Linked DNA regions of Mus musculus: regions 2 and 3 are each linked to region 1. A link is a loop called in an ENCODE intact Hi-C map of the cell type or tissue named here. Cell type or tissue: left cerebral cortex. All regions are shown on one strand.

Region 1 (8,000 bases):
ATCTGATCACCATTTCCCACATGGTCAGAGAGAGCAGCCTGGCAGCCAACTTTAAATCATACAGAAAACAAATCTGACAGTTGTTGATTGGATAGTTTTGCTCCCTAATCTGGATTCTGAAAACAGCTTGCCAATGACCCAAGATTTCTGCCCACATCTCTACTTCGGGACAGTACGAGGAAACCTTAGCTCCTGTGGGTCTGGTTCTGTTTCAGTGTCTTCCCGGTGCAGGACACTGTGCTCGAGACAGAACCAGTACCTTTAGACCTTACTGCGCCAAGCTCTACAAAGGAATCCCCTAGCTTGCATTCCATTAAAAACTGGGCTGCCCAGTTCCTTGACCACAGTTCTTTAAGTCAGGGAGAAAGGACTGGAGAGCCACGGCAGCAGCAAGGCTAGGCTGCGACTTCTAACAATAACCATTATAGCCAGATTCACCACCAAGGCATGTGGACAACCCCAAGAAGTTCCCGATAATGGAATCTGCCCTCCTGTTGTGTTGGGACGGCTTCACACACACCTCCCTCCCCGTACTGGTTAATTACAACAGCGTTGGGAACCAGAGTAGGCCAACAGGCCCAAACATTACAGAAATAGGCCAGCCTAACAGCAAGCGACCATTTTAATCACAAATGAAAGCATAAACCACAGCACTGTACTCCCCGAGGTGGCTACAGCGAGCATCAGGTGCATTATTCTTGCTCTGCTGTGCTGTGCAGTGCTGGCCAGCCAGGAGGCGGGGCTTATACAAGCTTCCTCAGACCAGACACCCCATGGCCTCCTTGCAGGATAGACTCAGGGCCCTAGGTTAAGCAGGAGGCAAGCTGGGAACCCTCCCAAGGGGAACTATGCAGACAAGTGGGAACAGCAGTTCCACACATTTTTTTGAGAAAGACTGCTTAGTCACTTAAATATTTACTTTTTAAGACGAAGAAACTTTTGCAACTCCCCCGATAAAACTAGCTTCCTAGGTAAGAGTTTGTTTTGGGGCCCTCAAGTATTCCTGAACACTCACACTCTCACTTCCAAAACCAAGTCTCTAGAAAATACACTAAAAGGACACACACATACACACACACACACAATAAAGACATATTCCCTGAATAGCACATGTGACCAAAACTCAAGTTCACAGATTTATTCAAATGAGCCAACCACCTCTTGGTCACCCAAAATTCAGGGGCCATCACTTTAAGTCCTCATGGTGAAGGCTGAAATCTCGCTTATTTTAGCTCCTTGACACTGGGAAGTCCAATTGGCACCGAGTTTACATAGCAGTTAAACCCAGCCTCAAAACAGCAGGAAAGCACTTTGCTGTCCAGCCAGGACAAGCCGAACAGGAGGCCGCCTGCAAGCACCGCTCTCTTTGGGCCCTTTTCCACCCGCCCTTAGCATTCGCTGGGCAAAGAAACCAAAATTAAGGTTTCAGGTGGTTGGCGGCTGCAGCTTGTTGTTTCTGTTGTTCTCAGAGAGCCAGCCAGTTCCTTGTCAATCAAACAGTTTTCAGAACTGGAGAACCCAGAGTTCCATCCCATAGAAAGTGTGAGGTGACAGGGGGTGGGGGTGGAGGGGGGGAGTACCTGACCCACATCATAAGGACAGAAGGTCTTCAAAGCACTTAATTCCTGGCCATTCCAAAAGGACTGTTTTCAAAGTGTACAAGTGCTTGCTTCTGCCACCGACCCCATGTTGTTAAATAACACTTGTGTGTAATTAAATAAAAGACCCGGTGTGACCCCCAGCCCGTTTTGAGAGCCACTTTAACAGGTCTTCTGAAGACCATACTAGAAATCAAATGTAGGCAGGCTCTTTGGTCCTGTGATTTAGAAAAGAAAGGGAGGGGGTGGGGTGGGTGGAGAAAGTTGCTCTTGGCCTTCATGGCATGCACACATTCTGGAAGGCGGCCTTCAGGAACCCCTCAGAACTACAAAACACAAACACAGGTGTGCAAGCATCCAGTCTTTCCAATGACCCCCCCCCCACACACACACACACACACACTCATTTCAGAATCTTTCTATGACTGAGCATCTGTCTCCAGACTCCTCTCAGCCCACCTCTGTTCCCTGTGTTCCACGTCTGGATTTAGAATCCCAGGCTGCCAGTGGATGTTGTGATAACAAGAACCAGGCTTCCAACTCCCTACTGCAGTCTCTCTCTCTCTCTCCCTCTCTCTCTCTCTCTCTCTCTCTCCCTCCCTCTCTCTCTCGATCAGGTTACCTCCGAAGGTCTATGCTTTCCTATTTAATGCAGTCTGGGCCACAGCACTCCAGCCCAGCCCACTGGAACTCGTGATTTTTAGGGTTTCCCTTGAAACCTATCCAGAAACCACAGCCATTAAAAGAACATGAAGGTTTGACACCTCCTGAATTTAGGAATGAGGGGACTCTAGGGGCCAACTCTACAAACTGGGCACCTGCTGCCTGATGGCAAAGAAACAGTTACCCCCAGCTATGGGTGAGCTTCAAATTAGACTCTTATTTACTTAGTGACTCGTCACCAAAGATCTCAAAGCACGAAATGAAGTGAGATGAAGATGACGTGTAACTTCCTCACCATCTCTCTCCCAGGCTTAAGTCTGGTTTCCTTGCTGTGTCTTGATGCCGTACACCAAGCAGGCCCTGGCCTTCCCTGCCTTCCAGATGGGAAGCCTATATGCTCTGGGGTTTATATATCAGTGGCTCCAAGAGAGTCTTCAGAGGCTGATAAATGAGAAAATGCAAGGGGTGGAGGGTGGGGGGTGGGGTGCCCTCCTGGACTCACCTGCTCTCCGGTCACCTTTAAACCAGTTTAGCACACTGGGTACCACCACTAAGGCTGGCTGCTGAAACTCCCTTTGAGTGTGCCATGTGGGCTGTGGGCTCTCCCCTGAGGGTAAGATTTCCCATCACCATCATCATTACATAGGTACGCACAGGACAGAAAAGGCTGTTATCCAGAAAGCTTGTTTCTCTCTAAGCCTACAAAATGACTTTGAGTTGGATTTTGTTTTGGTTTTGTTTTTGGTTTTTTTGTTGTTATTTTTCTTGTTGCTACCCTAACTTGGATATCTCTCCTCTTTAAATGGAGTTTAAAAAAAAAATCTTACCTTTCCTTCGTACTTCCCGCCCCCCAAAATAAATGCTGTACCGGTTCTGGCAGAAGAACAAACCGAAATTAGAGAGCAGCCAGGCCAAGATGATCTCCATAGGTCCCGCCAGCTCTGCCCTGATTCTCTCTTTAATTACTCCCCAAACAGGCACATTCTTCACATTGCTGCAAACTGACCAGCGACTTCTAACACACTCTCACTCTCTCTCTCTCTTTCCTTCATAACCGCCCCCCCCCCCGGCAGCTGAAGGTGTGTTTTAGACCAAAGAATCCAAAGTTCTCAATGGCACCAGTACCCCCAAGTATTAACAAGGTAGGAACTAACCCAAAAGCAGGAGGAGGAGGAGGAGGAGGAGGTCGGGAAGGAAAAGCAAGAGGAGATAGGAGGAAGAACGTACTCTGGTGCCCAGCAGACTCTAAGCCACTCTCTCCCCAGGTAGGTTCCTCCTGGAGTCTAGGAGTTCAAGTGCATCCAAGCCTGCCCTTCCCCCACACGCCCCAAGAGAATGGGAAGTTCAGCCAAGACTCACTCGCAGCACCTGCCTCCAGCGCTAGGCCGGCTGCGAGCGGCGCGGCGGGGGAGGGAGGCTGCACTCACCTGGCACACAAAGCCTCCGTACACCTCAGGAGGAAGGAGGCACTCGGAGGTCCGGGGGCCACCACGCCGGGCAGCGCGACAACGGGAGATTCCAGTGGCAGCGGAGCCCCGAACTTACCCACCCCAGGCGGCATTCTCCCCACCTCCCGCTGCCCCCCGGGCTCGGCGGTGGCGCAGGCTAGGAGCGAGGGGCCTGGCGGCAGGGGCGGGGCGCGCATGGTGGCGGCCCGGGGCTGGCGATCTGCGGGCTGCCCCGGGGAGGGAGGTCCCCCAGGCGCGGCGGGGATTCACCCACGGGGCGCGGCGCTGCGTCCCGGTCCCCGTCCCGGCCTGCCCGCCTCTCTCCTCCTCCTGCGCCGCCCGCTCGCCCGCCCGCCCGCCCGGAATCGCTTTATGTAAATGAAGCTCAACTCGCAGTTTGCAGCGCGCACCGCCCGAGGAAGGGGGGCGGGCGGGGCGGGGGGCCTTCGGGGATCCACATTACACAGCAACAAAGCGGAAGGTTAATTTGAAACTCACAGCCCCGCAGCCTCTCGGCTCCCCGGGCAAAGCCTGACATCTACAGTCGCGCTGGGCGCAGGCCGGGCTGCTCGCGGTGGCCGCGCCCGCGCGCCTGCGGGGACCTGGGGACATAGACGCACAAACACACAGGAGCAGGGCCGGAGCTGCCGGGCCCGGGCTCCCAGCACCAGCCTTGGAGGCGGCCTGGGCCGCACTCGCCTGGGGACAGGAGCCTTGGCTGCCCTGGCCTGCACCAACCCAGGAACCGGCCCGGCAGGAACAAAGCCGCGTCCCCGCGAGGCACTGACCGCACCGCTCATCAAAAGTCAAAGGCCGGCCTGGAAGAAACGGACGCGCCTTCGGCCACCCCCAGTCTCTCCCCCAAAAGAGAAGAACAAGCAGTCGGGGCCTCCGAACCCTGATCCATCAGTCTCTGGGCCCTGTCCACGTCAGAGCCAGGCCACTCTAACATGGGGACTTTAGCCAATGTGGACAGGAATTTATTTGAAACACACACCCATCCTATTAACTGCTTCACAGAGCACTTCTGTTTTTCAGCTGCAGAAACTTACGAAAACATCCCCTACTCACTCACTCTCCATTGAGAGTTTAAGGACAGTTTCTAAGGAGAGGGGGAGAAGAGGAGAGCAAGAAACGACTAGAAAAGGCCAAGCAGCCTGGAACCACCCGCTGTCAGGATCAGGAGACTGCCCTTAGGAGCCACAGAGCATTTCAGACAGGGCAAGAAAGGTGGCCCGGCTCAAGACGATTCTACCACCAGGATCAAACCCAACGGGGCTACCTCGGCTGGTCACAGCGACAGCTGGGCACTTCTAGGTCTCCCAAGGTTCACCTTTGGCGTTCTGTTATGCAAAGGCAGGCCCCCTTGAAATCTCACCGGAAGGCTCCAGTCCTCTCAGACAGAATTCCACCCTCCTCCTAAATCTAGTCTTCATTCCCAGCATAGAAAGACACCTGCTTTTTCTCTTTCTGAAAACCAGCCACCCAGGCTGCCCCCGGCAGCCGCGAGTCTTTTCCTACTGCACAATAATGAACCATGCAAGTGTTAGAAATATAATAAGCTCACCCGGCGAAGAGCAGAATGTATGGAATCGTATTTGCATTAAACACACACTAACAGGGAGGAAAGGGGGAGGCTTGCTTGGTGAAAACTACAGGGCCCCAATGTAGGAAGCATTTTGGTACAATAGAATTCGGTTTCAAATCGATGTAAATACCTAACCTGTTGGGCGCAGTCTGTTACCCTGTCTATATTTTAGCACAAGAAAAAAAAAAAAGATTGCAATCGCCGTCTCCCTTCCCCCACCCCAAGCTAGGACCTTGGGAGAAAAGAGCTGCCTCTGGGGAATCATGTCTGATTAGGGACAAAGGAGGGCAGAGGCCAAATTTAGTCAAACTTGGGGAAGGGGGAGAGCAGGTCTGGGGGGGTTGGGGGAGGATGGGTTTTTGAGCCAGAGTATGGCCTCCATAGACCTGCTTCAGGCTGCCTGACCTCGGGCTCAAGAACAGGTGGTGTTTTCAAAACACACTGTTATTTATGTTAGCCACACGAGTCAGGAACACCTTAAAGAAAACCAATTAATAATTTAATTGAAAAAGTGGCAATGAATAATGCATAAAGACGAGGAGATAGGCAAGGTGGGGGGGGGGAGAATCTCCTCTCAGAAGATGACCCCCCCCTCCAGAAATCTCTTTGGGAAAACAGAGATTCCAGACCCTCAGCCCTCACCTGGAAGCTACAGGCTGAAGATGCAAAGCCAACAGGAAACTGCTTTCCACTCCTGGAAAACTGAATTTTGCAGCTTCCTCATGAGTTTTATTCACGGGACAGCCTCAGAATCTTGTAAGGAGGTGAGTATAGGTGGGGGCATGGGATACACATTTTGACAAAATGAAAGCTAGAAAGGGAAAAAAAAACACCCCACAAGACAGGATCTAAAGTAATGAGAGATCCTGAGGAGGGGGTGGCAGTAGAGGGCCTCTGCCTTGATCCTGCCTCTGTCCCAGGCCCTGGGTCAGGCCTTCTACACCTCAGAAGCCTGACAAGCAGAAAAAAGAATGACCCTGATCCCCTTTCTTTATCTCAACCCTGCAATAACTACATGCATGACGAGGCCTACTCAAGCCTGTCTTTGTTTAGACAAAAATTTAACTTGGAGAGCCACAGGCAGGTAACCTACAGCCTGGAGACCGTCGTGAACAGGATGGACTGTGAAAAAAAAAAAAAGCTGGGGTGCTCCTGCCTCGGGGGTAACTCATTTCCATCCAACCAAAACAAGAGGGAATTCACAAGGCCCACGCTCACATAATGAAACCGTCAATTTCTCCGAAATCCACGTTGCCAATTCTGTCCCCAGACTCAGGACAGGGCAGCTGTCTGATGTTAAACCCAGGCCTGCCCAGCACTGACAGCCTGATATTCTGGGGCAGCACCCAGGACGCAAGGACAAAATAGAGCCACCGCCAGAAAAGGCAGGCCCCTTCACGGGTTTCTCACCGCCCTTTCCTTCCCTGGCCTCAGCTCCCTCACTCGCTCGCTCGCTCGCTCGGCTAGAAAGCCTCACTGACAGCCAAAGGATAAATATTTAAAAATAAACCAGGGAATGCTAGCCCCTTCTCTTCTCCTCCCCTTACCCATTCTCCGAGCCAGAGGTCTGCCCACGAACGCTTGAACGCTTAGCTGGCTGATAAATGACACCTCTCCAACCCAGCCAAACCTGCTTCCCCACCCCCAGACTCGCTCCCCCACCCCCACCCCCAGTGCTGTGTCTTCTCAAGTCCCAAAAGCTAAAAGTATGATCCCTGAGTGAAGATCCAGAGGATGTCAGCATGCCAGCCCCTCTTCAGAGCACCACTGGGGCTAGGTAGATGTATGTCATTCTTCCAGATCATTCTGGTTTTATTATACTGATTTTAAAACTTTGTGCTTAAATCCTCTGGAGGCTAAAACCTCGGATGGGGTGGGGGGCACAGACATACACAGACATGCCCTCCTTCTCCCTGCCAATAAATACATTCAGAACTGAATTTTGCTCTATGGCCTGAGCTCATCCCACCAATACAAGGTAGTTTTATTTAGAGGCTAGGCATCTGCTGGGGGCCCAGGCCCCCTGGATCAGGTCTAGTATACAGATCCACCTCCAGGCAGCTCAGCCACTGAAGGCTGGGGCACTGGGGACCTCGGCACAAATGTTTTGTTTCGCATCTCTGACAAGAACCTCAAGGCCTTCGTGGATCGCTGTGGTGCTAATTCCACAGATGAATTTTTACCCGATCCTAGTGGAAGGCATCTGGTTTATCCACCTGCCTTTCCCAACTCAGTCTGCCCCTAACCCTGTCAATCAGACACACCACAGAGGCCCAGATGAGTCTTCTTTTAAACCTGTGATTCAAAAAGAGTTTTCCCCCAAAATATTTCTGAGTGGCAAAGCCCAGGTCTCAAGGAAGCAAAAACCACAGAGACTGTCTTAAATGAGCCTTACATGTTAGGCAAATAGGTCATCAAGCTCTCTCTTCCTTTTTCTTTTTTGGAAACAAATACATATATATTTTGTTTTTATTTCCTGAAAGGGCAAAGAGAAGTTGCCATGCAAGACTTTTATACCCAGGGGGATTTTTACATTTGTGTTTCTAAACCTTGAAATTGAGGATTTTAATGACAAGGCAGACAGATGCTTAAAGACAGCATCACAGTCAAGGTCTGCATGCTGCAGGAGAGAGAGCGTGGTGCTTTGTTTGGGCGGGGGGGGGGGGGGGTGAACTTCCCATCTTGTTCCTGGGCCGTCCCCCA
Region 2 (8,000 bases), 470 kb before region 1:
GATCCCCAGTAGGTTCTGTTATTTTTATATTTGTGTATGTTTTATACAAGCACAGAATTATACTTACTACAAAGGTTAGTTGGTAGAGATATTAATACATTTTCTAATATATTATTATTATTATTATTATTATTATTATTATTATTATTTTGTAGCTATTATCATAACAATTTTCCTTTGAGATCTTCCTTTCCCCCCAGACCTTGAAATGTAGTCCTGGCTGGCCTGGGAGTCCACTGAAGACCAGGTTGATTTTGAACTTGTAATCCCCTTGCCTCTACCTCCCATGTTGTGGGAGTACAGGCCTGTGCCATCATCCTGGCTAGCTTTCACTCTTTACCCTTTCTTCCTTATTATTCATTTGTGAACAGTCTGAGGGAGCCCAACATGGTGGAGACATTTTTATAAGGTAGGAGAATAGCTATAGTCCAAGATGGCCCTGCCAAACTTCAGAGTATTCCCAGAAGAAAAAAAAAAAGCAAAAATTATAAAATATAGATTTGAAAAATGTTTAAGAAGTTCTTTTTATATATTTAAAAGTCATGAAAGACTGGCATGTTAGCCTTTAGAAACATAACATTATCATACAATGCCTCACTGTATTTTTAAAAACTGCATTAAGAAGTTAATTTGATCATTGTACAAATACTACCATTAGCTTTCATGTGCTTTGCAATACATGATGGCGTTTCTGATTAAGGCCTCTTGATTTCAACACCCATGCTGGAAGTCTGAGGAAAGGAAACAAAGTCGCCATGTCCTAAAGCAAGGAGATCTGTAGGTGGATTGGGGAGGTGTGAGGGAGGGGGAAGAGGTACCATCACAGGGATGAAAAAGGAAACCTGTTCAAACCTTCCCAAGCAATTCAAGTTCTGTGTGGCTTTATAGTACCTTCACATGAACTCGTATGGATGGCATGAGCAGAGTGGACAGAGAAAACAAATAAGGGATCCAAAGAAATGTGCCCAGTGTGAGAAATCCCATTTCTTTTTCCGATGTGTGCAGGTCGTCTCTAACCATCGTTTCTCTGTCTATTAAAATCTACGTGTTATGGAAGTTGAATGACTTTAAGTGGGAATACAGAATTTTTTTTTACTTTAAGCATATATCTTTTTTCTATTTTAAAACTAATTTTGAAATAGTTTTAAAAATCATTTTACACACAATCTATTCTTTCCCTGACTTGTCATGCCTGTACATAAAATTTAAGGCAAATATCATGTTTTAGTTTATTTTAAACAAAGTATGGAGATACTGATATACTTAGTCTAGAATAGTACAAAAACCAATGAGTTCTAAAGTTACAAGGGACTTTGCTGTCCCAGGTCCTTCTTGCAGTGGGCTGGCTTTTGTAGCGTGTTCCCGAATCTGGGTTTCAGACCTTTCATTAAGTGGAGGTACTGTTTCTCTCTGTTGTAGTACTGGAGAGCGTGGCTGGCTGCTCACTTGATGTTACTATCACTAGAACACTCCAGGAAGTCCATGGGAGCTAAGACAACTTTGTATCTCATTTCTTATTCACACGGCCCATCTCTGACTCAAGATGTACACAGTGCAACACTTGTTCCAACCAACACTAAGAAGGAAATCTCCTGCTCACTGGCATTTCACCTTCAAAGCGGCTGGCCAGCTAGCTAGGTGTATGCTCTTTGGATAGCTCAGGCATTCGGAGAGTAGGTCCTATCTGGGTCATTCAAGTGATGGCCTTGAAATGCACCCGTTTCTTCCCTTTACAGGGATGACAAGGAGAATTTGCAAGGCGAAAACTCCCTAAAAAACGGCCCTTTGCTTATGGTCCACTCTCTCGGTCCTTTATGGTTTGTTTTGGTTTGGTTTCCCACGCACCAGAGTGTGTCTTCATCTCTCACCTCGAAGTCCTTTGTCTTAAGGCCTCTGCTACCACAAACAGGTTGAATCCTGTTACCAGTGGTGTTAAGCAACCTACATGTCCTTAACCTGAAAATTCTTCACTACAGTCACACCTTCAACAGTCATGTGAACACAGACTCTTTGGAGTATTTTTCTATCTAATCTCGAGACGTGCCCTGACCCCACGAAATTTACCCTCAAAGGCTAGAGCCCTGGCTAAAACAATTAGGGGTAATTACTGAAAATACACAGTCTGTCATGAATTGAACCTTATCAAATGACCAGTTGGTACATTCTCATTGCCAGTTTTGAGCATCTCTTCTGCTGCCAAGGCATTGGGATCTCTCACTTTGTTCATTTCAAATCTGCTGATCTCCCAGAAGCAGGGCCCATGAAAAACTGAATGACCCTGATGACGCACTCTGTCTCGGATTCTCTCTCTGTCTCTTTGTTTCTTTCTCTTTCTGTCTCTCTGTCTCCCCCCCCCCCACCCCAATCTACTTATCTCCTTCTCCCCCTTACCCACCCTCTATGTTCATGAGTATAAAGAAATGATTGTTTCTGTAGCTTTAGGTCTGAATGCTTGTCACTCCATTTGCAATAATTCAATTTATCCTCTTCAGCTGCACTCCTTGCTTCCTTCAAATCTCCATGCAGGCAAGCTTGGCTAATAAATTTTGATTAATGTAGCCGAATATAGACTCCCACCTCGAGCCCCCTTTCCTTGGTATACTACCATCGGGCTGGTTAAAGAGAGAAGGAAATAAGAATACAGTCAGAGGGAAGGAATGGAGACGGGGTAAAATAGTAATAAAAAATAATTATATAAAAATGCTAAAGATACCACATCTGTCTTTTTGCTTAGCCCACTGAGCTTGGCAGTTCCAGACTTAAGCCATTGTCCATGTTTTAGCAGATATGGAAATGGGAAAGGAGAAGAGGATGTTTATGGGCAATTATTAAATAGTGCAGAAAAAAAACAGAGTCTTTATTACAGTGGTAAGGGAGAGAGGAACGGAGAGAAATTTCTTTCCACAGATTTGCCTTTGTGATCTGGAAGGTGCTGTTCCCCTGCTTACACTCTGTTACCCTGGCAACACACTCCTGTAAAATAAAGATTATTAAAGCGCATATGATTATTTTGCTGCTGAGTGAATAAGACAAGCCGCTTCTGAAATGCCTTATCAGAGAAATTCAATTTTAGACCAAATTGTGTTTTTGCCTCCTTCTGGTTCTCCCTCCCCCCGCCCCCCACTTCAAATAAAACCATCATCCCCGCAGTTACCACGCGACAGTTACCACACGACACTTTGTTACTTATTCACACCCTCGGTATTTCCAGCTTTCTTTTAATTTCAGGAAAGCCTCACCCCCATTTTCATTATTGTCCTCCCCCCGCCCTCAAGCGGACTACCACTGTTTGCAAATCAGAATTGGAAAGTAATGTGGCTAGGCTTTGATTTGATTATTTAGGACTTGTAAAAAATATCGGGTTCTGTACCACACATAAATGCTTATATTATACACCCAATAAGCAATATTTCACTGAAGAACGGCGTAGAAAGTGAAGATGAGGCATGTGGTGGTCCTTTAAAGGTTGCAGATGCAACTGCTCCAGTCACCCACAACAGCCAGGCTTAGTGTCCTGGGCTCAGTGTCCTAGTGACGGCGTCCTAAGGTGTGCAGTTACTGCAAAGACGGGCAGCTTCACAGCTGCAATGGCTGCCCGGTGTACCTTTGTTGTCTGTTACCTCTGTATTTGCTATTCAGTCAGTGATGATGACAGAGAGTTATGAGGAGGGCAGAGATTATTCAACAGACTCCATAGGCTCTTTTAATATTCTCCTGATGAGATAGTAACATCAACTTTGCTAGAGCTGCCATGTGATTTTTTTTTTTCCTAGAAGCTGTACCTTTGAGTCTCTTCAGGGTCCAAGTGTAAGTCAGTAGTGATAGAAAAAAAAATAAGAAAAGGGGAAAAGGAAAGAAAGAGAGGAGGAAGGGAGGGGGAGGAAAGGAAGAGAGAGAGAGAGAGAGAGAGAGAGAGAGAGAGAGAGAGAGAGAGAAATTGGTACCTGTAAGCTTGTATCATTTCCATACAGTATGAAAAAAAAAAAAAAGAAACCATTTAAAAATGTTAAATATAACAATTAAATCAGCATGGAAGGAGAGGTGGGAATGATGGAGTCTGTTCAGAAAAAAAAAAAAAAAAGACTCCAGTTGAGGCTGTACAGAGTAGATCCATAGCCTGTCTGTGAAACCTGCTGAGAGACATGGGTGCACAGAAACAGCACCAGGCGACCTGTATCCTACACGGCCAGGCAGTGGGCAGCTGAGATGGATGTCACTGCCTTCACCAGGACTGTTCATGGGACACGTCCTTACTGCTAGAAGGCACTGGCATGTAACGGGATACTGCCGTGTCTCACCACATACATGCACACACACATCCTTGCAAAAACACGTGCAGCAGCGTCTGGTGTTGATATTCTAGTCCCACGTAATTGCTTTCCTTTATTTTGTTGACATTCATTTTCAAGCCTGACTCAGAACCACCACTAGGAAAGTAAGCAGGTAGGGCCTTGGTTGTCAATTTATTTATTTTTTTTTATTTCACTAACTGCAAATCTGTGCTTGTTTGCAAGAAACTTACGGCATTTGGTACTTAGCAGTGCTAGAAATCCCAAGAACAAGTAGGATGTTGTATCAGTTTCTTTGATGAAGCAAACCATACATCCTATTATTCACTGTATGTGGGTGAGCTACCACCACCAGGAAGCTCACTCCTGGCTGTAATTCACTCCCAGCACTGCCCAGAAGGTGTCACCACAGCCTCATTGGCTTCAAGGATTTGGGGACAAGTGGGGAGTAGGAGGCAAAGGGAGAAAAACAGACACAAAGAAGGGGAAAAAAAGTGTTCACGCAGACAAAGGAAAACAAGACAATGTGCCAGGCAATAAAACTCCCAGAGAAACCCAGACATTCGCCCAACCTAACAGTGTGACTTGCCCAGAGGAGAGTGGCCCTCCGTTTGTTGGTGAAGGCAGGAAGTGGGAGAATGGAGGCAGAGGCTGATCCACGCAGGCATTTTGTGGAGAGTAAACAACACGTGGTGAACACTAAGCCTGGTCCAAGATGCCCATCTAACCTGCTCACCTGGCTTTCACCTGTGGTGGTGGTTCGGTGCTGGACCATACAAAGGGGACCTAACAGCTGCGAAGCCATGCTAGGAAGAGTCAGACGACATAGAACACAGTCTTTTTTTTTTTTTTTTACTGCGGAAGCCACACAAATTAACTCCAAATTACTGCTACAGTCAGACAAGGAGAAGCTTCGAGGCACAGAACTTGTTGCTGTAGTTCATCTTGCTTGAGGTGGTGGCTTCACTCATCTACTAGTTGCTAAAAGCCACCCCGTTTACAGCACGACAGCTTTTAATCTCTGCTCTCTCCCCCAGCAGCCCCCCCCCCACCGTAGTTTAATTAAAAGACAATGAACCTTTTAAAGTAGTCAGACGGAAAATATAAAATTGCCCTGTTCTATCAAAGCTTAAGACATTCTCGTTCTCAGAACATGAGAGGAATTCAAAGTAGCTCACTTGGTGGTTTATTACGCCATGGTCCCTCTGTGCCATTCTTTATCAGGGCTCTTGGAATAGCTATTTGAAACCAGAAAGGCGGGTCAACCTCAGACTGATAAATAGTCAAAATTACAAACAAGCAAGCAAGTAAAAACAGCCGCATGCGATCAACATGGTGTAGTCTCTAGGTCATTGTGTGTGATATTTATTTCTAGAATGTCACTATACATCGAAATTGCCCCTATGTGTTAACTTACAGGAGTCTAAAATAGGTAGCCTTTCTGACTTAATATATTCTCAGTTTAAGAGTACAGGAGCTATAAGAAGATTTAAAAATAGTAAATGTTATTGGATGATAGGTGGGTATGGATACTTAGCCTTCTTCTAACTCCACAGCCTAAATCTATTAATTTTGGCAAAGGGCACCGAGACACATCCGTGTGATTTGAAATGTTTCATGGGAGTCTTTAAGCATGAAGATCCCGTCTAATCTTTCCAGACATTAAGATGCTTCATCCCGAAGACCCCTTCATAGCAAATTGTAAGCTGTTCTGTTTTATGCGCTCTGACAGGATGAAGGGCTGAGCTGGCCCTAGAGGGATAGGAGACGGACAGAGTCTGAGGAGTTCAAACTTGAGATTTCCAATAAAGCACCTCCTACAATTAGAAGACAGCTATGGCAGCGTATTATTAGATAGTTGCAGGGCACGAAGAACTACTTTCTTCTTCTCACCTTAACACGGCCCTAAAATGCCCGCCGGAATCCGGCTTCGGCAGTCCGTCCTCCCAGATGAGCACCCAGGTTCTTACGGTCGGTCACCTACTTGAGTGCTGCACGGCACACCTCATTCCTGTTCTCTGCTACCTTCATCCTTGATTTCTTACAGATTCAAATCTGCTTGGTACTCCTCCCCAGCCATCCTTACCCAGCATCCTTGAGTTCAAGTTTCTCGAATGGGTTAAAGACTTCTACTTTTTCTCTTTCTTTTGGGTCTACCAATCTCCAAAAAGGAAATTCTTACTGAATAAGAATTGTTGTTTTCAGATGTCTATTATGAAAATCCTACTTCCAAAGTGTTAGAGGATGCCAAACCATCAATTAATGTAATGTCAACACTTATTTTCCTGGAATGAGGCTTGTGTTCTATTCTTTGAATCATAAAATAGATTTCCCTTTAGAACATACAATTATAATAGTATATTTTACTTTTTTATGTATTTATTTATTTATTTGGTTTTTTGAGACAGGGTTTCTCTGTATAGCTTTGGCTGTCCTGGAATTCACTTTGTAGACCAGGCTGGCCTCGAACTCAGAAATCTGCCTGTCTCTGCCTCCCGAGTGCTGGGATTAAAGGCGTGTGCCATCACGCCCGGCATATTTTACTTTTTTAAAGTCCCTGAGAACTAGTTCTCGTGGTATCAGAAGGCTCCACACAGGCTTCCAAGCAACTGATAGCCCTACCCTGCTCTATGGCTCCAAACTAAAACAATGACCGCCATGGCACAATTTGCAATAGGGGCACACACAACTTGGTGATAACCAACAGCTGTCAAATTGGACTTAAGATCCTCTCAACATGAAGAAACCCACGCCTGGTACTGGAGACCTAGCCAGCTCCCCAAGGCTGATAAAGTCACTAATCTGCGAGGAGAACCTAAAACCCACCACTTAAATATAGCCACATATATAAGCCATATAAATATATGGCCAAGGATATAACTCAGAGGATATAAATCAGCATAATCAATAACTACATCCTAAATCTCTATCCTTTTATGCATATCTTAGTCTCATCTCTCATCAAAGAAGCATTTCCTTGCAACAGTCAGACATGACTGCAGAAAGTCACAACTACATAAAATGCAGAGAGCAAGTGAGCACGGGCTGCCCAGTCCCAACCCATCCATCTACACCAGCAAAGATGAGAGGAAAGATGGCTCCTGATCAAGATGAACCAGGAAAGATGAGAGAAAAGGTAGTCATGAGCCAGATTACCATAAGTTTGCTGTGAGATTTTACTATTAGGAATACCAGAGAAGATAAACCCAGGAAATCTCATCAGCACGGATACCTAAACAAACTCTGAACAAGGACAACGTCGATAGACACGACCAAGAGAAGGAGAAATCTCATTAGGCCTCAGTCTAGTCAAAGGACTGCAGTTAACTAAGGGATGATGAGAACTGGAGAAACCACAGATCAGTGATCCAACACTGTGTGGCCATCTCTGAAATCATGTACGTACAAGTAACACTATGGGGACTGAGCAGGTTGTATTTGTATATTTAGGGATGTATAGGCATATATATGTATATGTATGTGTATGTATATGATGTATATGTATATATACACATAAACACACATAGAGAGCATGTATTTGAGAGAGAACAAGAGGGGTATAAGGGAATGGTTGGAGCAAGGAAAGACAAGGGGAATGATGTAATTATATTTTAAGTTAAAAAATAATTCAATAAAAAGTTCTCCAAGCTGTATAATTTTAAATATAAGCCTGTGAAAATAACCTTATAGAATTAAAGTAATGAAATGAAA
Region 3 (8,000 bases), 750 kb before region 1:
AGAGCTCCAGGTTCACAAGAGACCCTGCCCCAGAGGGTAAGGTAGAGAGGTCTTGAGAAAGATATCCACCGTCAACTTTGGGCCTCCACACATAGTATATGTGTTCTTATGCACACACACTAGGGAGCACATGTGTGAACACACATACACACACACCTTATACATACACACATGCAAAAATATACCCTTGTGTTGCATATCTACATAGGTCCCTAAGAGAAAAGAGAAATCTCTCTCTCTCCCCCCTTCTCTCCCTCGCTCCTTTTTCCCCTCCAGCTTTTTAAAAGGCCAGCCTAGAAAGTCGACAAACATCCTCAGCTGTTTCCTTCCACGTCGTGATCTAAAGTCATCCCTTAAAAGTTAAAAGTGTTACTGTTGAATTCACTTGGTGTGCGCGCTTTTATTTATTGTCTTAATTGCATTCCTTCTCAGAAGTAATTTGTTAGTATAGGACAAAAGTCCAAAAAAAAAAAAAAAAAAAAAAAAAAAAGAAGACATCGACAGCCAGCCATTTCCTCCCGGTGGGGTTCCATTCTGAGGGAAGAAGAGAACTGGTGCACAGTGATGTCTGTTTAAGGATGCTAACAGCAGAACTTCTCAGACACAGCAATGAGCAAGTTACTCCAGGAGAAATAACCCACAGCTTCAAAAGCCTTTGGTTAAGCCATTACGCAATTACAGATGCAAGAGGGTGTGAGTGCTACAGGAGTGGAGGAAGCCGATTCTATAGTACGGACACAGGCCACCCTATTTTAGGACCATCTGAGTTTTATAAAATAACTTCTGGATGTTCATGCTTTAGATCTATAAGCAGCGGCCAAGTTTTAGATGATGATTTGTTTAATAACATGAAGAATAACTTGTTAGACCCTATTTGCTAAGGTTAAAAAGATTGGATATACCACTTCTGGGTGTACACCCAGACAAACCAGCCAGCAATACCTGTTCCTTCATGGCTACTGAAGCATGATTCACGCTAGTCAGCTGACAGAGCAACCATCGATGGATGAATTGATAAAGACAATGTATAGTATATATATATATATATATATATATATATATATATATATATGTATATATATATGTGTGTGTGTGTGTGTGTGTGTGTGTGTGTGTGTGTGTGTATTCTAGAGTACCATTCAGCTGTAAAGGAGAATAAAATCATGCTTTCAGAAGTAAGTTGGGATGAGTTTATCACATTAACGGAAATAAGCCAGACCTGGAAAGACAGATATTGAGCATTTTCTTGCATGTGCCAGGTCTAGATTTTTAAACAAGTCATCAAAGCGAAGTGAACAATTTAGGAAGAGGGTGGGGACTAATTCAGGGTGAAAAGCTAGAGAGGATAGTGAGCAGGTGATAAGATAAACACGTATTACACGTGTGCATGAAAATGTCACCGTGAGACCCGCTAATTTGCATAATTAATATGCGCTAATGAGAACACTGTTGTTAGAGAGAGCACTTGAAGAGTTTTGACATTGCCTATATTCTATTATTCCTCTATCTTTGGGGAAAATATCATAGATTGATAGCTATTATGAAGACTTTTTTTAACCCTTTGTTATGCTCTCTGGGGATGGGAACTGATTTTACATTAGCCTTAAAAAAAAAGACAAAGAATTATACACAGACACCGCAAAACCCCCAAAGCCTTCTGTTGAATGCAAAGCCAAACATCTGTGTCACCCCTGGTTGTACTCAAAGAGCACAGAGCCTCTCACCATCACACACTAACTGCTACCCCCCCCCCATGCTGCCAGGTGGTTCAATATTTTTAATTCCGCGTGTCATTCTAATGTCCCCGAGTGGGAGAGAGTATATGGTGTCAGGTATAGTAATTACCAAGGCCTCTCTTTTATTTGGTAAAAAGCTAGCCAAATATTTTCATTTTATAGTCCGAGGTCTCTTGGAGCCCTTGAAAAATAATGGCCGGTAGTTCTGCAAGTTCATTAAGCGATTCCCTCAAGGCTGGGGAGCGTGCATTGTCTGGCCTGCTGTTTTACATATCGTGCCGGGTTTTTAAGTATTCCCTTACCTGGTTTTGTTTCAACATCTATATTTAAAGGTCTTCATTACTTCCTAATTATCTATGCTCCTGTCCTTTATTTTTTCTTGTTAAAGACTAATTTAAAAGAGCAGTGCAGTCTCTCTGCCACTCAGTCTCCATTAATTTCTCTCCCCCTTTTATTTATTAGTCCGGCTAATGCTCCGCCTCCCCAGTCCAGGCCTTGCCTCTAACCTTCTTAGTGGCATTAACTCATTTATTTGGCTTCCTCTTCTGCTCTTTTCTTTCTTTCTTTCCTCGATGAGCCTTAGAAAAGCCTGCATTCACTCTACCCTCTTCCCCACCCCCCCTCATCCTTTATTTCTGTGGCGGGCTTTCTTCCACCTTCAGATCTTTCCAGCATCCTTTGTCAAGCCGCTCCTTGCATTTTTCATTCAAGACATCCTGGGCTTTGTGGCTTAACTGTGACTAGAAAACTTTGTGCCCTTGCCTGGCGTGCTTTCTGGGCTTCTTAATTCCGCCCAAATTGGATTTCTAAAAACCCCAGAGTTGGTGCGAGTTCCTTCATGTTTCCAATACAGAGATCAGGGCATTCACCTGGACAGCGCATCTCCTGGTCAACAGCATCAAAGATCGCTTTCAGGCAGGAGGGACATGGGATCCAGGCAAATCATTGCTCATGCCTGGGGCAGGATATGGACTCTCTTACACCCAAATGGATCCTCTACCATTAAGTGAAATAGTGGTCCAGACTGTTGACCTTAAACCTAGTTTTCTGGGCTGGGAACAGGCCAGTGAAAGGCACAAGGCCTCCTGTCCGAGGGTGATGCCAGGGAGTACAGATCACAACTTGAGTTCCTCTTAGTCTGTGACTGAGGGAGCAAGTTTAGATGCATCAACCCACTGGTTTCCTGTTGACAGCGTATAGACATTGGGGACCTTAGGACAGCTGCCCTACCATCTGCAGCAGCCATGAAGGCATGCTCTCCAGGTGTGAGGAGAGCACCTGCCACAGAGCTGCAGTTAGCTGACAACTCCCCGCCCCGCCCCTCCGGCTGAGAGTGACCCCCCCTGGCTGGGAGCATCTTCAGAGCTGCCGCGGAAGATGGGTCCATACACCGGTGGTACCAGGGCTCATTCTGGCAGTACAAGGTGCCTCTGTGGGAGAGCGCTGTACCATGTTTCCCTGTTGTAATGTGCTGCAGTTGAAGCGCCCCCCTCTCCTTTTACAGATGCTGGGCCCGTGTAACAGAATGAAGGCTCTTCCCGCTGTCCCATTCCTCGGACCTCTGCCTCTTGCTTCAGATGTCACCCTTCAGATGTCATTCCAGCATCCTGCTTCCTGAAGCACCTGAGCTGATAGAGCTGAGTCTCCCTTTAACCTTGTTAGCCCTCTTCTACCTCCCCCGTCCCGTCTGTCCTGCCTGGCACAAACTCGGCCGTGTGAGAGTTCGCGTTGCTTTACGGAGAACTCAAATGCTGTGTAGGCAACTCCAGACTAAATAAAAATGGAATTAGGGGTCACCTCCAGTTTGGGATTATGTTTACCATTACCCTCATTCATTAATGTGTCTAATTCATCTTACTACAGTTTGATGAAATTGGACAGTTCCCAGGAAGAGAGCTTGTACTTAAACCGGAGCATCACTAGGTGATGCTGCAGCCCCACAGAAAGGCTGCAGTGGGGCTACGCTTGGTCAGAGCCGGCGGCTGGGGGGTTCTACCTTTCTCTGGCTGGGTATGGATGTCAAGTCTGTACTCCATTCCAGAATTCTACTCATCTCCAGATAAGGGGATTCAGGCCTCTAGAAGACCATACTAAATCAGTCTCCACCTCTCCCTTAGAGCTCGTGGATGTGTGTGTGTGTGTGTGTGTGTGTGTGTGTGAGAGAGAGAGAGAGAGAGAGAGAGAGAGAGAGAGAGAGAGACAGACAGACAGACAGACAGACAGACAGATACAGATACAGACAGACAGACAGACAGAAGGAAAGAGAAAGACTGGGGAGAAAGCACAGGAGAAAGAATTTTTGAAAACCCTTGGATTGACTCAGAAACAGACTCTGCAAGTGTTTATCACTCACCCCATACTTCTGGATGGACAGAACATTGAAAGTTCAACAGTATCTTTACCCTTTGCTTCTGGATATGGGAGAAAGATCAACACAAGGGATATTGACACCGCAGGCTCTGTCTAGACTCCCCCAAGAAGAAGCATGTTCAAGCATCGCTTGTGTAAGAGAACACGGAGACAGAGCACAGGGTACCTGGACTGCTCATCTGCTGAGCTTCCCATCATCTCTGCTGAATACAGAACAGGAAGGTCCCTGGCCAGGCTTCTGGCTTCAGTGCTGGCATCTTTGATGCTGCCGCCTTACTTTGCACTTGCAGTCAGCAATCTGCAAGCATAACACCTGTCTTGCAATTCCTCATAGGAAAGCTGCTGAGTGGGACTAAAACTTTAACCTTACACTTCACCTCATGCCCATCGGTGACAGCCATCCATGCACACACTCTGCTTAGAGCAGCTGCATCGACACATTGATGGATCTGTGCTTTAAGAAGAATTTCTTTTCTTATACAGGAAATAACTCCTTGGTGGTATAGAAAATGTGTTCGTATTAGCCGGGCCAAATTCATTCATGCTTCCATTAAGGAATCTCTATAGCTACTAGCCCAATCTTTACATTCTTTAAAACTACTGTTCTAGTTTGTCTTGCCCCTATTCTTCATGAATAGCAGGTCGGAGTTCCCCATAAGACTTCTGGCTCAGTATCTCACAGGGAGACATTAGGATGTCAGTATAATTCCTTTTTAAAGAAAGCTTTGGGTTGGGGCAGTGGCTCAATCAGTAAAGTATTTGCTGCGCAAGTATGAAAGCCCATGCTTGACTCCACAGCATCTCTGTAAACATCAGGCACGGTGGTATGTGTCTGTAATTCCAACACCAGGGAGGCAGAGACAGACAGCATGGTCCTGGGAGCCTGCTACCCAGCCAGTCTATCTAGATAGGTGAGCTCCAGTTTCCTAGAGAGATTCTATCTCAAAACAAAAACAAAAACAAAAACCAAAAAACCAAAAAACCAAAACTGTTTGGAGACCAACTGAGATGCCTGCCATTGTTCTTTGGCACACCTGGACACTTGCGTAGGTATGTGTCCGTGCACACACATACCCACAGACAGCCATAGTATCACTAGCCTGCTCGATGGTCTACGGGCAGCACTTGCCAAATTTAGTTGGTTTTAAGGATGCAGAATCACCTGGAGATTCTGACTCTGCTGGTCTGAGACACACTAGCGATCCATATTTTACACTAGTAGTAGCCTATGGCTCTCACAGCTAGGCAAGGGCAGGAGACACTGCCTTGCTTTACATAATGGGTTCTGGCCACAGAGCTGCATGCGATTGTAACCAGGCTTAGCAGAAGCCACGAGCAAAAAGAGAGTGTGGAGATTTTGAGAGAGAGAGAGAGAGAGAGAGAGAGAGATTGAGAGAGAGAGCTCCATCTGTGAGTCATGGGGTGACCTCACCAGGTAATTGGGCACCCAGGGTCACTGCAGCCACCTGGAAGCTTCTGATAGAGAAAGCTTTGGGGAATCTTTTATTAACATATTTAATATGCCTGACTAAGGGGAAAACATACACAAAGCTAGGAGGCCTTGTTAGCAAGCCATCCCTGCATAATTCTTGGCCAGGAAATAATGACTTCTCTCCCAGGAAAGGTTTAGTTTAACCCTTAGCTTGCCTTTTTCCAGGGGCAAGCCAGTGGACATGTATAACCCTTCCTAGGTTAGTAGACGGGTAGGGATGGGCAAGGGCTGTCCCCGGGGTCTTTTTGGAAGTGCCCAGTGGAAGTACAAGTCACAGAAAGCATCATTATGGAGCAGGGTTATGGCTTCCATGAGAGAGCAGTCTTCCATGTTACGCCCCAGGCTGCCTCCTCCTCTATTGGGGTCAGCTTTGAGGACCTTTGGGGACCCCCACAGAATTGACCCATGACAAGAAATCTCTCTGCCTCGTGGTTATGGCTGAGAGGTGACAGCAGCTCTTTTGCTGCTGAGCATTGAGTAAGATGAAGTGCAGAGGCTTAGTGGGCAGCAGAAATCAGAACCATGTGTCTCTGAGAGTGGGGTGGAAACTCAGAGCTGTGGCTTTTCCAGACTGCCTTGGTCGCTCTGCCTCGGCTCCACAACACACACACCTGCACACCAGACCTAGGTAGGTATGATGCTAACTTGCCCCTCTCCCCAACAAAGTTGGCCCATCCCCCCATGGGAAATGTTTTGTTTGGTGGCAATAGCTAAGAGAAAATAGAACACTCTCTCCTTGTTTACAGACGAATCATTCTGCATCAGAGGTGACTTGTTTTCCACCCTTGCAAGAGTCTGACGGGGGCTTTTCCTTTCTTTTCCTTCTCTTCCTTCATTTCATTTCTTTTTTTTTTCTTTTGCCTTTTTCATAAATAAATATTTTAACTGGAAATTTCCAAGTGTATGACAGGCCTAGAATGTGAACTTGAATGTACTGTAATAGAAATCATCAGTTGCCATGGCGACCTGTTCCAAGAGCAGAGTCACGTGAGCGGAGAGCGCTCAGTAATACTAACACATCAGAGAGCGAGGCCACTTAACCTCAATCGCTTCCAGCTATTGTGCAGAATGCAATTGAATTTATTCCTAATTTCTGCCAGTGCCAAGGAACAAAATTTCCCTGCAGATTTTAATCTTACTCAGGCAGTGCCAGCCGGCGCTCAGACGCTGTTCAACACCAATATTCAACCCGGCTACTCGCCCACTTTACAGCTCCATTTTCTTATTCTTATCTGCAATAATAGCTTCCCTCTGCCTGCTGGATCCCGCACATCCCCCTGCCCTGGGGAGAACTGCCCTTCTCCTTCCCACGTGGCCGTGCGGTTTTCTCTGACTCTGGCTGCTAATGCAAGAAACACAGCCTTTATAATAATACCAATAAAAAAAAAAAAGACAGCAATAGTCGCCCCACCCCACCCCCACCCCTTTCCCCTAAACCTGTTGTGAAATACAATTTCTGTCAGCTTTTGACTGTGCTTTGGAATAGCACAATTAACAGCCCCATCATAATGAGGCAAAGCCCATGGGGTCAGTGAATAATGGAATCAAAGGGTGAGTTTTCAGTCTCCATCACAGTCACCTCCCTCCCGGCCCCCCAACCAGGGGAGCAGCCCAGACGCCCAGGAGGTACAGCCGCCTATCACAGAACACTCATTTCGAGAGCTTATCAGCTTCCATGAAGGCTGATAAATCAGAGTGTCTCATACGGACAGTCTCAAGTTAGCCGTGTCATCGATCCCTCCTCCCCTTTTAAGCTATTTGTCTTATTCACTTCCAAAGATGGTATCAGAGATGCCAAATGAGCCTTTGTTTTCCGTGCTCTTGGGCAGCCTAGGGTGAGTTGCCCGTCTTGCTGCAGGGACGGGGGAAATCGTTCTTCCGGGTTTAGTCCTTTGTTTCCAGCCCAAGGTCACCTCTGGCCCCTTGGTTCAGGTGTTGTCAGCAGTCTGTCTGTGTTCAGAGGCAGGAGGCGGAGTCCTCCTAGCTGACAGTCTTTGCATGGCCCTAGCCCTCCAGTGACCTTCCTCTTTTATGGATGCTACTTTAAAAAAGATGTAAAACCTGCTGGAATAACTAAATGGAGTCTAGGTAGAGTCCAGCTCTCAGAGAGTCCATGTTGAAGGTCACGCAAAAGGAACCTTAAAAATAGGGAAATTATTGGATATCTTTTTTTTTTTGGGGGGGGGGAGGAAAAAAAAAGGTAGTTTCTGTGGTGGCTTGCATTAGTGGGTGGGTGTCTCTAAATGGCTGAGGAAGACATCATTGCAAATGCCTTTCTCAGCCAGTACCTGACCATTGTTCTAACACTGTGGTGGGACAGGGAATGTGATGCAAGCCCAGGGGAGGCATAATGGCCCTGTGGAATTAGGATAGGTGGCTGTCAGGGGTTCTGGCTCTACATA

What was found. Peaks named below come from ENCODE experiments on the same cell type or tissue, not always from the same donor. Only the 100,000 strongest peaks of a DNase experiment are listed, where the experiment ranks them.
Region 2: it touches region 1 in a loop (4-fold over the local background); 4 of 42 quality-filtered maps call a loop at or near these places.
Region 3: a loop joins it to region 1, with 2.0 times the contacts of the local background. A loop is called at or near these places in 2 of 42 quality-filtered maps.

What each region holds. Positions count from the first base shown.
Region 1 is chr8:108,711,019-108,719,018 of GRCm38, reverse strand. It overlaps Zfhx3 (zinc finger homeobox 3), which reads right to left and starts at 4,375. Exons shown (of 10, transcript NM_007496.2): 1 at 3,689-4,375. In left cerebral cortex, a CTCF peak has its summit at 4,273; DNase peaks (open chromatin) are centred at 2,094, 3,709, 4,289, 5,006 and 1 more place; H3K4me3 peaks cover 1,498 bases; H3K27ac peaks cover 937 bases.
Region 2 is chr8:109,182,778-109,190,777 of GRCm38, reverse strand. The region is part of intron 5 of D030068K23Rik (RIKEN cDNA D030068K23 gene); the gene reads right to left. The region is part of intron 1 of 4922502B01Rik (RIKEN cDNA 4922502B01 gene); the gene reads left to right. Among named protein-coding and RNA genes, the nearest start is that of 4922502B01Rik, 63 kb to the left of the region's middle. In left cerebral cortex, a CTCF peak has its summit at 4,684 (motif pointing right); a DNase peak (open chromatin) is centred at 4,686; H3K4me3 peaks cover 369 bases.
Region 3 is chr8:109,463,392-109,471,391 of GRCm38, reverse strand. Gm39246 (a long non-coding RNA gene) reads left to right here. Exons shown (of 2, transcript XR_879182.3): 2 at 3,241-3,532. It also overlaps a transcript of Pmfbp1 not described here. Among named protein-coding and RNA genes, the nearest start is that of Gm35145, 6.2 kb to the right of the region's middle. In left cerebral cortex, a CTCF peak has its summit at 3,658; DNase peaks (open chromatin) are centred at 6,165, 6,643, 7,273, 7,494 and 3 more places; H3K4me3 peaks cover 508 bases; H3K27ac peaks cover 1,853 bases.